3 separate regions of the Homo sapiens genome follow, and regions 1 and 2 are each linked to region 3. Evidence: chromatin loops called from intact Hi-C (ENCODE). Cell type or tissue: endothelial cell of umbilical vein. All regions are shown on one strand. Region 1 has its middle 200 kb from the start of GUCY2F. Region 2 overlaps GUCY2F (guanylate cyclase 2F, retinal). Region 3 has its middle 140 kb from the start of GUCY2F.

Region 1 (4,000 bases), 64 kb after region 3:
AAATAACCCAATTTAAAAATGGGTAAATAATTTGAATAGACATTTCTCCAAAAAAGATACACAAATGGCTAACAAACACATAGAAAGACACTCAACATTGTTAGTCATCAGGGAAATGGTAATCAAAATCAGAATGAGATACAACACACTCAAGGCTATAGGATGGCTATAAGAAAAAAGAGAATATCCAGTGTTGCTGAGGACATGGAGAAATTGGAATTTTCATTCATTGCTGATGGGAATGTATAATGATGTTGCAGCTTGGAGAACAGTCTGCCGGTTCCTCAAAAAATTCAACATACAACTACTCTATGACCCAGCAATTCCATTCCTAGGTATACTTAAGAAAAATGAAAACACATGTCTATATAAAAATGCATACATGAATATTTATAGTAGCATTATTCATACTAGCCAAACAGTGAAAACAATGCCAATGCCCATCAACAGAAAAAAGGATAAACAAAATGTGGTATATCCATACAATATAATATCATTCAGCCATAAGAAGGAATGAAATACTGATACATGCTACAACACGGATGATCCTTGAAAATTTTATTCTAGGTAAAAGAAGCCAGAGAAAAACGTGCCATATGATTTTTTGTATATGAAATGTCCAGAATAGGCAAATCTGTAGAGACAGAAAGTACATTAGTGGTTGCCCAAGGATTAAGGGAAGGGTTTGGAGGGAATTGAACCATTGCGATGTCAGCCATCAGCCTAGCTGAAAGTTGGCATGCTCTTTGATTGTTCAGTCATTTGGGTATTGGAGTGGGGGTTACGGTATTTTTCTCTTATTTGTTTGTAATTTAGGGTTAAATTGTAAACAGCTTTTAGTTACTGGGAATGGGGAGTGACTATTAATAGATATGGGATTTCATTTGGACGTGATTAGAATGTTCTAAATTTAAATAGGTTGATGATTGCACATCTCTGTGAATATATGAAAAGCCACTGAAATCTACATGTTAAATGAGTGAATTGCATAGTATGTAAATTATATCTCCAGAAAGCTATTAAAATAAATTTATAAAAGATATAACTGCCTGCATTGCATTGTTGGCCAAACTTGTAAAAAAGAGAGAAAAATTCAAGAGATTTCTGTTTTTTGTTGGATTTTCCACTCTTTCTTAACTCCCATAAAGGCCCTTAGGTCACTGTCCCATAGAAATTTACCTTAAGTCTTTAAGTTAATGAAGAAGGCTGAAGATAATTCCTCAGCATGAAGATTCTATTGAAATTGTGGGTGTTTGAAAATTTCTCTGGCTTTGGTGTTCCTTTGCATATTTATATATTTACCCCTACTATAGTTCACTCTCCTCAATGTGTCTGGTCTCTTTCTGAGTGTGGTTGAAGAATAATATCATTGAATATGAAAATAAATAAGCAAGCTAATTAACTGACTAACTGAAAAACCCAAAACACCACGTAGAATTCTAAAACTCTAGCATTGGAAAAAACCTTCTAATGGAGGGATATATTCTACACAGATTCAGACAGGTAGTATCTAGAATGAAAGCAATTTCATAATTTCTTTTGATATGTTGTCCAGGCAGTCTCTTTTCACCATCTGGCAGTTTCTTCTATTATGAAACCTAAATACAGTACTGGGAAAACTCAGAGAGTATCTGAAAGAAGAACTCTGGGCCTTTAGGACAAGACTTGATGAATTGAAAAAGGAAGTGGTGTAGAGAAAAGAATGGCTATCTTTTGGGAGTGGGAGGGATTAATCATTACTGTAGACCTTATAAACAGCTCTAAACAGGCAAACAGCATTTCGGCTCTAAGACCACAAATAAATTACCCTTGCTATGATAAAAAGTTGTTCTATTGATGTGGAAAAAGTTACTTTAAAGTGGAAACTCCCAGGCAATTCTTATTTTTATCTAAGACTTCCCTTTCTCAATTTAAGACTCAATGATTTCCTTCTGTGGTTTTATCAATGGGCTAGAGGTCTGATAAGATTGTTTCCTTCCTGCACTTGGAACTCTGCCATCTCACTTGGAAGAAGTAATAGACTTGCCTTTCTAGCCTGGCTCAGAGCTCAGTGGAACAAAAGGCACATGAGATGTGAGAACACAGAATGCAGAGGCAGGCCAATGTAACTAGCCCAGGGTGTGCTGCAGTCGACTTTGACTGGAGTCCTTTATCTCTATGTGAATGTTTATTATCTTGCAAATCACGTTGCTTTGCCCAGTTAGACTGCAAGTTGAAGAAGGAGCATAATTTGAGTCTTAGTATATTTGTGCTTCTATAGTAAAATACTGTAGACTGGGTAATTTATAAAGAACAGAAATTTATTTCTCACACTTTTGGAGGTGGGGAGTCCAAGCTCAATGTGGCAGATTTGGTGCCTATTGAGAGTCTGGGCTCCGCTTCCAAGATGAAACATTGTTGTTAGATTATCTGAAGAGTAGTAATGTGTTGTCATACAGTGGAAAGTATGGATGGGAATAATAGGGGCAAACTCCCCTTGTCAAGCTCTCTTTTAAGGGCATCCACACCCATTCATGAAGGTGGACCCCTCATGACTCAATCAGCTCCTAAAGACCACACCTCTTAATACTGCCACTATGGGGATTAAGTTTCAACATATGAACTTTGGAGGACATTCAAATTATAGCTTTCTGCACCTGGCCCCCAGGTGCAGAATTAGGAAAATTCTTCAGAGAGGACAGAAAATGGAGCAGGCCAATCACCCAGTAGGGCTTGTTATCAGTGTAGTTTACAAGGACACTTAAAAAAGATTGCCCAACGAGAAACAAGCCGCCCCCCATTCATGTCCGCTATGCCGAGGCAGTCACTGGAAGGCACACTGCCCCAGAGGACAAAGTTTCTCTGAGCCAGAAGCCCCCAACCAGATGATCCAACAACAGGACTGAGGGTGCCTGGGGCAAGTGCCGGCTCATGTCATCACCCTCACTGAGCCCCGGGTACGTATAACCATTAAGGGCCAGGAAAATTGACTTCCTTCTGGACACTGGTGTGGCTTTCTCAGTGTTAATCTCCTGTCCTGGACAGCTATCCTCAAGGTCTGTTACCATCCAAGGAATCCTGGGACAGCATGAGGAGGTGGTATTTCTCCTACCTCCTCAGTTGTAATTGGGAGACTTTGCTCTTTTCACATGCCTTTCTTGTTATGCCTGAAAATCCCACACCCTTATTAGGGAGGGATATATTAGCCAAAGCTGGAGCTATTATCTACATGAATATGGGGAACAAGTTACCCATTTGTTGTCCCCTACTTGAGGAGGGAATCAACCCTTAAGTTTGGGCATTGGAAGGAACAAACTCAAGCTCCAGCCTTAAGCCTTCCCACGGGACAAAATTTCTCTTTATACATCACAGAGAGAGCAGGGATAGCTCTTGGAGTCCTTGCTCAGACTCGTGGGACAACCCCACAACCAGTGACATACCTAAGTAAGGAAATTGATGTAGTAGCAAAAGGCTGGCCTCACCACTTACAGGTAGTTGTGGCGGTGGCTGTCTTAGTGTCAGAGGTTATCAAAATACAAGGAAAGGATCTCACTGTCTGGACTACTCATGATGTAAATGGCATACTAGGTGCCAAAGGAAGTTTATGGCTATCAGACAATGGCCTACTTAGATACCAGGCACTACTCCTTGAGGGAGTCAAATATGACATGCATAGCCCTCAACCCTGCCACTTTTCTCCCAGAGGATGGGGAACCAATCAAACATGACTGTCAGCAAATTATAGTCCAGATTTATGCCACCCGAGTTGGTCTCTTAGAAGTCCCCTTAGCTAATCCTGACCTTAACCTATATACTGATGGAAGTTCATTTGTGGAGAACGGGATACAAAGGGCAAGTTATGCCATAGTTAGTGATGTAACCATACTTGAAGGTAAGCCTCTTCCCCCAGGGACCAGTGCCCAGTTAGCAGAACTAGTGGCACTTACCCGAGCCTTAGAACTGGGAAAGGGAAAAAGAATAAATGTGTATACAGATAGCAAGTATGCTTATATAATCCTAC
Region 2 (4,000 bases), 130 kb before region 3:
TATAACTCTTATTCAGCTTTCTATTAAGAATTTATAACTCTTGTTCAGCTTTCTATTTTTTTCCTAGGCCCTCCAGTATGTGCTGTTATCTACTGGATATTGCCACTTGTTGGCCAATTCAAGATCTCTATCAGAATGCATCGTCTCTCCCACCTCCTTCCTCCAGTGTTTCCTATCTCAGAGACTTGTGCCATTTTCCAATCAGTTTCCTAGGTCTGAAAAGCTCAAAATCATCCTAGAGTCCTCCTTTCTTTTCACTTACCTTCTATATCTTGTCAGTCACCAAGTTCTTGTTATTTCTGTTTTCTTAATCTTGATATTTTTAATCTTGGAGGAGATGATCCCATTCCTCTAGGTCTTCACTACCACTCTCTTGGTCTGTCATCATTTCTCATATGGATTATTGTGACAGACTCCAAACTGGTCTCTTTGCCTCCAGTCTTGCTTTCTTCCAACTCATTCTCCACATTGTTGCTAGAGAGATCCTTTAAAATGGAAATCTGATAATACTATTTCCCTGCTTAAAACCATTGGGTACAGTATTCAATCATGGCATATCTTGGTGATCTGGCCCTTGCCTTGTCTGACATCACAGACTCAAGCAGAACAAATGCTTTAGAATTCTAAGAATCCATATATATATGTATACACACACACACATACATATATACACGCACATATATATATACACATATATATACACACGCACATATATACACACACACATATATATATAGTCTGTCTATCTATCTATCTATCTATCTATCTATCTATCTATCTATCTATCTATCTTTACCTCTGGGTCTTTCTGCATGTTGTTCCTTCTGTTTGGAAGGCTCTTAGCATCTTAGCACCAAACTACTCCTGCAACTTCATTCACCTGGCTAACTTTTCTTCAGTACTCAATCCAGAGAGACTGTTCTTCCTCCCTTCTCTCCTCCCCTGAAATCTGGGTTTAGGTGATCCTCTCTGTCTCTCTGTTTGGGCTACCTCAATCATAGCACTTTTTACTCTGCATTGTTATTATCTGTTTACATCTATTTCTCTCCAAGAGAGCTGTATGGGAGAGAAAAATGGACATATTGAAAACTATAATAATGATACTATGTCTAATATAATGCCAATGACTTGCCAGGCTCTGTTATAAGCACTTGCCGTGTGTTAACTCATGTAATTTTCAAAACACTGTAAGGTGGGCAGCTATTACTGAAGTTGAATAAATAGGAATTGGTGATAGATTGAATGTGGGGGAAGAGAAGGAGTCTCAGTGATTTCCAGTTTTCTGAAAGAAGCAAGTGGGCAAACAGTGGATGGATGTGCCATGTACTGAGATACGGGGTACAGGAAGAGGAGGAGTTTTGTCAGGATGGGGGAAAGAAACTTTTAGTTTGGGCACTGCCATTTTTTTTTTTTTTTTGCCATTCTTTCACAACCGATGATTTCCAGAAGCTTCAGAAATAATGTGAGTAACAAACCTTTTCCTCTGATTGACAGGCATTTGGAAACACCACCGTCTGTGTCGGGAAAGCAGAATAACTCTCCAGTATCTCGTCATTAGCTTGCTGGAAGCAGGAGGGCTATGTTCCTGGGACTCGGGCGCTTTTCTCGCCTTGTTCTCTGGTTTGCGGCTTTCAGGAAACTGCTGGGACACCATGGCCTTGCATCTGCCAAGTTCCTGTGGTGCTTGTGCCTTCTGTCTGTCATGTCCCTTCCGCAGCAGGTGTGGACACTCCCCTACAAGATAGGGGTGGTGGGCCCTTGGGCTTGTGATTCGCTGTTTTCAAAGGCCCTGCCTGAGGTTGCTGCGCGATTAGCCATTGAGCGAATCAACCGGGACCCATCTTTTGACCTGAGTTATTCTTTTGAATACGTGATTCTCAATGAAGACTGCCAGACTTCGAGGGCTCTCTCCAGTTTCATTTCCCACCACCAGATGGCCTCAGGATTTATTGGACCTACCAACCCTGGCTACTGCGAGGCAGCCTCGCTCCTGGGAAACAGCTGGGACAAAGGAATTTTCTCTTGGGCTTGTGTGAATTATGAATTAGACAATAAAATTAGCTACCCGACCTTTTCTCGGACACTCCCTTCTCCCATCCGGGTGCTTGTAACTGTCATGAAATATTTCCAGTGGGCTCATGCTGGAGTCATTTCCTCAGATGAAGACATTTGGGTGCATACAGCCAATCGAGTCGCAAGTGCTCTTCGGAGCCACGGCTTACCTGTAGGGGTCGTCCTGACCACAGGACAAGACAGCCAAAGCATGCGGAAAGCCCTCCAGAGGATTCACCAGGCAGACAGAATTCGCAGTGAGTGCTTTCTCCCGCTGAAATTTAAACGTGACTTCAGGGAAAGAGATTACAATCTCCAAAAGGTTTCCTACCCTCACACCCTAGGGTAGCACATCCCTTCCCATTTCTTTACACATTTGCCCTTTTTCACTCACACACAGGTCCCAAGACTGCCCTGCTTCAACAGAGCCTATTTTATGAACTGAATAACAGTACAAAGAACTCTGTGCTTCATATGCCTGTGAATGCTAGTGCCTGCTCTTAGCGCCTGAGTGAAGAATGGTGTCAAGAGCACTGTAGCCATACATCCTTTCTTTCTGCCCTTAGGACCTTGGTAGCTTCGAAAGTGCCAAAATGGTATGGGGAGGCGCGGGTCTTCTTATGGCTTCATTTTTGTTTGTTCTAGTCACTGAGGAGAGATTTACTTTTGACTCCCTTCTGGATACTTTCCTTCAACGGTACCCAGTGTCCTTGTGGGACACTTACTTAGAATCTGTCTTCTGTGGACTCCGAAATGTCCATACCTTCTGCCTTTTCTCAAAGCAGGGCTTTTCTTTTTGCAGCACACAGTTAGTTGATATGGGGGGCACCTAGCTGATGAATGAAAGCATATTAAAATGAAAAGACTGTCTAAATTTTAAGTTTCCCCTTCCAATGGAAGCTTAATGTTCAAAGACGATTCTTGCAGAGACGATAGACAAAATGTGAAGCAAAGGACTTGACCCACTAAAGCTATCATTCTCAAAGTTAGTTGGGTGCATTTTGGCAAAAGGGGGCCCTTTCTGGTCCTCTTGAATCAGATCTCTTTTACTCACACTTATGGCAAGCCCTTGTGACACCTAGTTTTGATTTTTTCTATTCCAATTTTTTAACCTCCATTTTACCTTCCTCTGGAGATGGCTATGATTCATGGGAACGCTGCTCATTCCCCCACTGCAGCCACTCCACCACTTTAGGATGGATATCTCAGAAACTATTTGACAAACTGATTCCTTCAAGGATTAGTCCTGGTCCCAGTCATTTCCTTAACCATTGTTAAGGAAATGTTTGTTAGAGAATGGTCCAGCTTAGGCCTGGCCTATAATCAGAAGCCTGTTTTAAGTTTCAAGTGGCTTCAGTATTGGACCTTAATTATGATGATCACAAGAGGATGAGGGCAAGAGGAGTTTTTAGTTCCAGAACTACAGTAATCTGCCTCCAGCTCCAGTTGACAAGATTCCGTGATGTTTAGCAATCAGTATGGCTCTGATTACTTCATAATAGAGCTTGATACTTTCAAAGCAGAGCATAGAATTATTTTGAAAGACATAAAATCATTTGCAGGAGGAGCCATGCCAGAAACAGGCTAATATATTTAGTATCATAACTTTATAATAGGTTACAAATCTTCTTGAAGCCCAATGTCTCCTGCAAGTTTATATTCCATGAATGTTTCACATCCCACCCATTTGTATACTTTGAAATGACATTTTGGCCTCTACCATAAAATGTTAAATAAATCCAGGCCCTGAAGCTCTTTGGGCTGCCAGACTGAGAAGAATTAGGATTGAGTGCTAACCACCCACAACCCCTTTGAGGCAGGGAGGGAGCAAATGCACATATTATTGCCCTACCATTAGAGATTCCTTTACGTCAAGGGTTCTCAGTGTGGCTGCATGCTAGAATTACCTGGACATCTTTTCAAGAATACTGGTGCCACAGCGCCACCT
Region 3 (4,000 bases):
GCATTTCAAGTTACTTTCAGACCTTCAGAAGGGGAAATTTGCTTTTCTCTTGCACATTCTAATTAAGACCATGTGCTCTGGGACCCATGGAAACATAGTTCTCTAATAGTTCATCTTGGGGATTCAATAACACACACAAACTCGAGTTGCTGTGAAAGGCATGCTGGCTGCTTGAACTCAAAAGCAATGATCCTGAGTTCCCAAGGGGATTGCTTGTCCTCAAAAGAGAGAAGCTGTTGGGCCTCTGGAAATGGAATAGAATTCTGACATTTTTCTCATTCCTTCCTCCACTGAGAAACATAAGAGCTTCTTGTATCAAGAGGAAACTAGCACGGGAAGTGTGACTCACTTTACAAAGCCTTTGAAGCAGGCATTTCTGCAAACTACTGCTGGCCTGGAGAAAAAAAAAACCCACTGTGGTGGGAAGCCAGGGACCTGCGTTCTAGCTCCAGTAGGGCCATTAACTTCTTTTGTGATCTGGGAGCAGGCTATTACTCTTCCTGCTTCTCCCTTGCACTCATCCTAGCTTTCAATTTTTAAAATGACAGTATGGGATCTCCTTGAGGGCTTTGGCAGCTCTGAAATTCTGTGGTTCAAAGTCTAGCTCTTAAAATGGAAGCCAACACTTGAGAGAAAAAAGCCTGTGGTAGAACTCACTCTAGGGATAATGTCATGCACAGGAGTGGCAGATATTGCCTCTCTTGGGTGACTTGAGGTATTCTGGCCTTGCCTTAAAATATCTCCTCCCTGATGTGGCAAGCTCTTCTGCTTGTCTGGTTTCCTTTTTTTTTTCTCTTTTTTTTGGATTCATCACAGCCCTGATGCCCTCTTCTAAAATGTATATGGTCTTTGTAACCTCTTAACATGAATGCACTAACTGGACACTCTTCTCCTTAACTGGGGAATAGGGAGATAAAGGGAAGGTGGTGATAGCAATTGAGGAGGCAGATATGAAAAAGTGGTTGCCAAAGACACATGTTTCCATGCCTTCACAAGTTTGCTCAGGCACAGCCCTGACTCTCCTACAATATTATTGTTTCCAGGGTGGGTAGAGAAGCAGAGAGTTCTTGTTTCATCCTTATAATCTATTTGGAAAGTCAGTTTTCAGAGGTGTTGGCCTATCCCCAGTTGGATTTGTCTGGAAAGAAGTACCAAGTCACAGGACATTTCTACTGACATCAAGCAATGATATAATTGTGTCCTCTGTGCAGGATATAGCAAAACCTTTAGAGACGAATAACCCATAGTCCTCTGCTCATGTATTTCCATTATTTAGGTTCCTTTGTCATCATAAAGCTTCCCTGTTAGCTGAAGTTTTTAATGCTGTGATCTGCATAAGACATAGTGTTTAATCTTAGTTCACCCCTTACATAGTCTTGTGACCTTGTATAGTAGTCATTTAATGCTTACACTAGGTTATTAACCACACAAGAAAACTGGTCTTCATGGCTCACAGTCATACTTGGAAGGGAGAAGAAGAGAGGGGAAGAAAGGGGAAAGTAGGGTGGGGAAAGGAATGAAGAAGAGAGGAAGTGGTTTTGTTTTCTTTTAAAAAAATTAAAGACTCTATTACTGAGCTGGATCACCCACCTTATTCTATAGACTTGGCTCCGAATGACTTTTAGCTGTTTGCTAAAATCAAATCCATCCTCAAGGGACAAAGATTTATCACCACTGTGGTTATTCAAAAGGATGTGCCCCAGGCTCTGAACTCAATTACTAAAGAGGAGTTCCAAAAAATATTTTGAGCAATGGCAACATCATTGCAATAAATGTACAGGGATTTAGCCTCCCAAGGTACTAGTCTGAAGGGGACACCACTCTTTAGGATGTGCACATCCTAATATGATTGCAAAAAAGCAGCAGTCACATTACATTATAGTCACTCTTCATATTACTGCCCATTTCCTCTCCTTTCATTCTCACTTGGGACTGGCAACAGCTGCTTGCCAAGTTTTGTAGGGAGCAGCTGAAAGCCATGTGGAATTTTACCCTGGCTTGTTCTGTACCTATGGCTGTTAGTTTTCCTTCACTGTACATGCAATAAAACAGTATCATAGGAAACAGGCACTTGCATAATGCTTTATGTTTTTCCAGGCAGTTTCACAGATGGCAAGATTTCAAGACAGAATATACAGATGGTAATCTCCTGGAGGGAAGGAACCTCTTATTTGTTTTTGAATACCCACACCCCAGAATAATGTCTTTCCCATAACACATAAATGTTCATGGAATGAGATAGCCATCCTCTCATTTTGTCCTGGAAACATTCTCATAAAGAAGGCAGGCTAGGTATTTTCAAATAATTATTCCTATTGTACAAGGACCCAGAACAGAAAGAGTACAAAGTGTATGAGTGGAAGCAGTCTACTTTAATGCTTAGGATGGTGGGCTTTGGAAACAATTCTGGATTCTAATTTGGACTTTGCCACTGATTAGCCATTTACTTTGAGTCAATGACTAAACTTTAGTTTTCTCAACTAGAAAACAGTATCCTCCTCAAGTGAGGATAATAGTAGTCCCTACCTCCCAGGGTTGTGAGGATGAAATGTGAACATCTATGTAAGGCACTGAGCATTGGGCTGACACAGTAGTCAATGGTGGCTACTTTTACTTCGTAAATTGTTTAGTTTAAACAACTAGCTGATGGCAGAGCCCAAGCTGGATTCCAGAGCTGTCTAACTTAGTGTCAAGTTCTTTGCATAAGACAGGGTATAAAAATGAGTTTGAGATAAAGTGATGTAGACCCTATAGGCTTGGATAACAGATGAAGAATGGAAGCTCCTGGATGTCCTTTGTGCTTCTTACACAAGGGATTTTCTGAAAAGGATGTTCAAGAACATATGATCTAATCCCTGTATCTTTCAGAAATATTATCCCAGGCTTGAAGGGAGTCCTTTTGTGACTCAGTCATCCTATCCATGGAAGTCAGACCCTCTGTCAGCCCCTAACCTCCCTGAGAAGTGAGGTAGCATATATATATATATATATATATATATATATATATATACACACTGTACACACACACACACACACACACACACACACACACTCATTTAAGTAGCTGAAACAACAGCCAAAAAGAACAGAGTGGCCACTGACTACAAGATAAAAACTGAGGCAGCATCTCCTTGCATTCCAACTTCCAGTCCCGTAGAATGGAGCTAAACAGAGGCTTACATTGGCCTGTTTCCTGATTTCAGGAACATAAATCCAATCAACTGAAATGCCTTGTGTTTATACTGGCTACCCAAGGCCCCTCACGACTTTACACAGGAAATCATTAAAATTCCTTATATTCTCCCCAGGCAAAGGCATACACAGTCAAGCATCTCCTTCTTTCTATCCAGAGGAGGTCTAGGTATCTAGAAGCTTGAAATCCAGGAAAGACGCCATCTTTTTGTTTGGAAACCTACAGATTATTCCATCTGGGAGTTTTGAGTGACAGTTTTAGTGAAATGCCCAAGGATTCTTGGTAGACTCAGAAGTGGTCACCTATTTCTGCCATTGTACCTGAGAAATCCCATATTCTTCCCTCACAGGGCCTACTTAACCTGATTACTCTTTTCTTCCCTCCTGTAATCACACCTGAAAAAACAGCATGCCTACTCAGGGTGAGAAATACAGCCCTAGAGAGTCACAAACCCTTCAATCTTCAGTGATTAGGAGACCAAAGGACCAGATCTCTACTTCCATTTGGCCCTTCGAAAGTAAAAGCCTGAAACATCCTGTTTTGCCACATTTGTTTCTTTACCATACAGCTGGAGCTGCTCCAGTGGGCAGAAGGATGAGTTCAAAAATACCCATCTTAAACTTTACATGTGGCTTGTCATCAACTTACAAGGAGAACTGAAGCTAAAGCTTAGCATTCTTGTCATTCCTTCTTTTCTAATTAACAACATATGATCTCCACTTTCTTTCCTCAGTTTCTTCTCAAGAGCTCCCTGCTTTTCACAGTGCTAAAAGCCCAAAGATACTTGAAATTCAAGCCAGCACAAGC

The links. Hi-C counts contacts between places; a loop is a spot of excess contacts. Peaks named below come from ENCODE experiments on the same cell type or tissue, not always from the same donor. Only the 100,000 strongest peaks of a DNase experiment are listed, where the experiment ranks them.
Region 1: it touches region 3 in a loop (7-fold over the local background); 1 of 110 quality-filtered maps calls a loop at or near these places.
Region 2: a loop joins it to region 3, with 2.8 times the contacts of the local background. A loop is called at or near these places in 1 of 110 quality-filtered maps.

The regions. Positions count from the first base shown.
Region 1 is chrX:109,279,725-109,283,724 of GRCh38, reverse strand. No RefSeq gene overlaps it. Among named protein-coding and RNA genes, the nearest start is that of GUCY2F, 200 kb to the left of the region's middle. In endothelial cell of umbilical vein, no CTCF peak of the experiment used is centred here; a DNase peak (open chromatin) is centred at 2,014.
Region 2 is chrX:109,473,516-109,477,515 of GRCh38, reverse strand. It overlaps GUCY2F (guanylate cyclase 2F, retinal), which reads left to right. Exons shown (of 20, transcript NM_001522.3): 2 at 1,495-2,309. The coding sequence starts at 1,580. Among named protein-coding and RNA genes, the nearest start is that of GUCY2F, 6.6 kb to the left of the region's middle. In endothelial cell of umbilical vein, a CTCF peak has its summit at 1,961 (motif pointing right); a DNase peak (open chromatin) is centred at 2,115.
Region 3 is chrX:109,344,100-109,348,099 of GRCh38, reverse strand. No RefSeq gene overlaps it. Among named protein-coding and RNA genes, the nearest start is that of GUCY2F, 140 kb to the left of the region's middle. RefSeq lists an enhancer at 64-674. In endothelial cell of umbilical vein, no CTCF peak of the experiment used is centred here; DNase peaks (open chromatin) are centred at 339, 2,069 and 3,239; H3K27ac peaks cover 232 bases.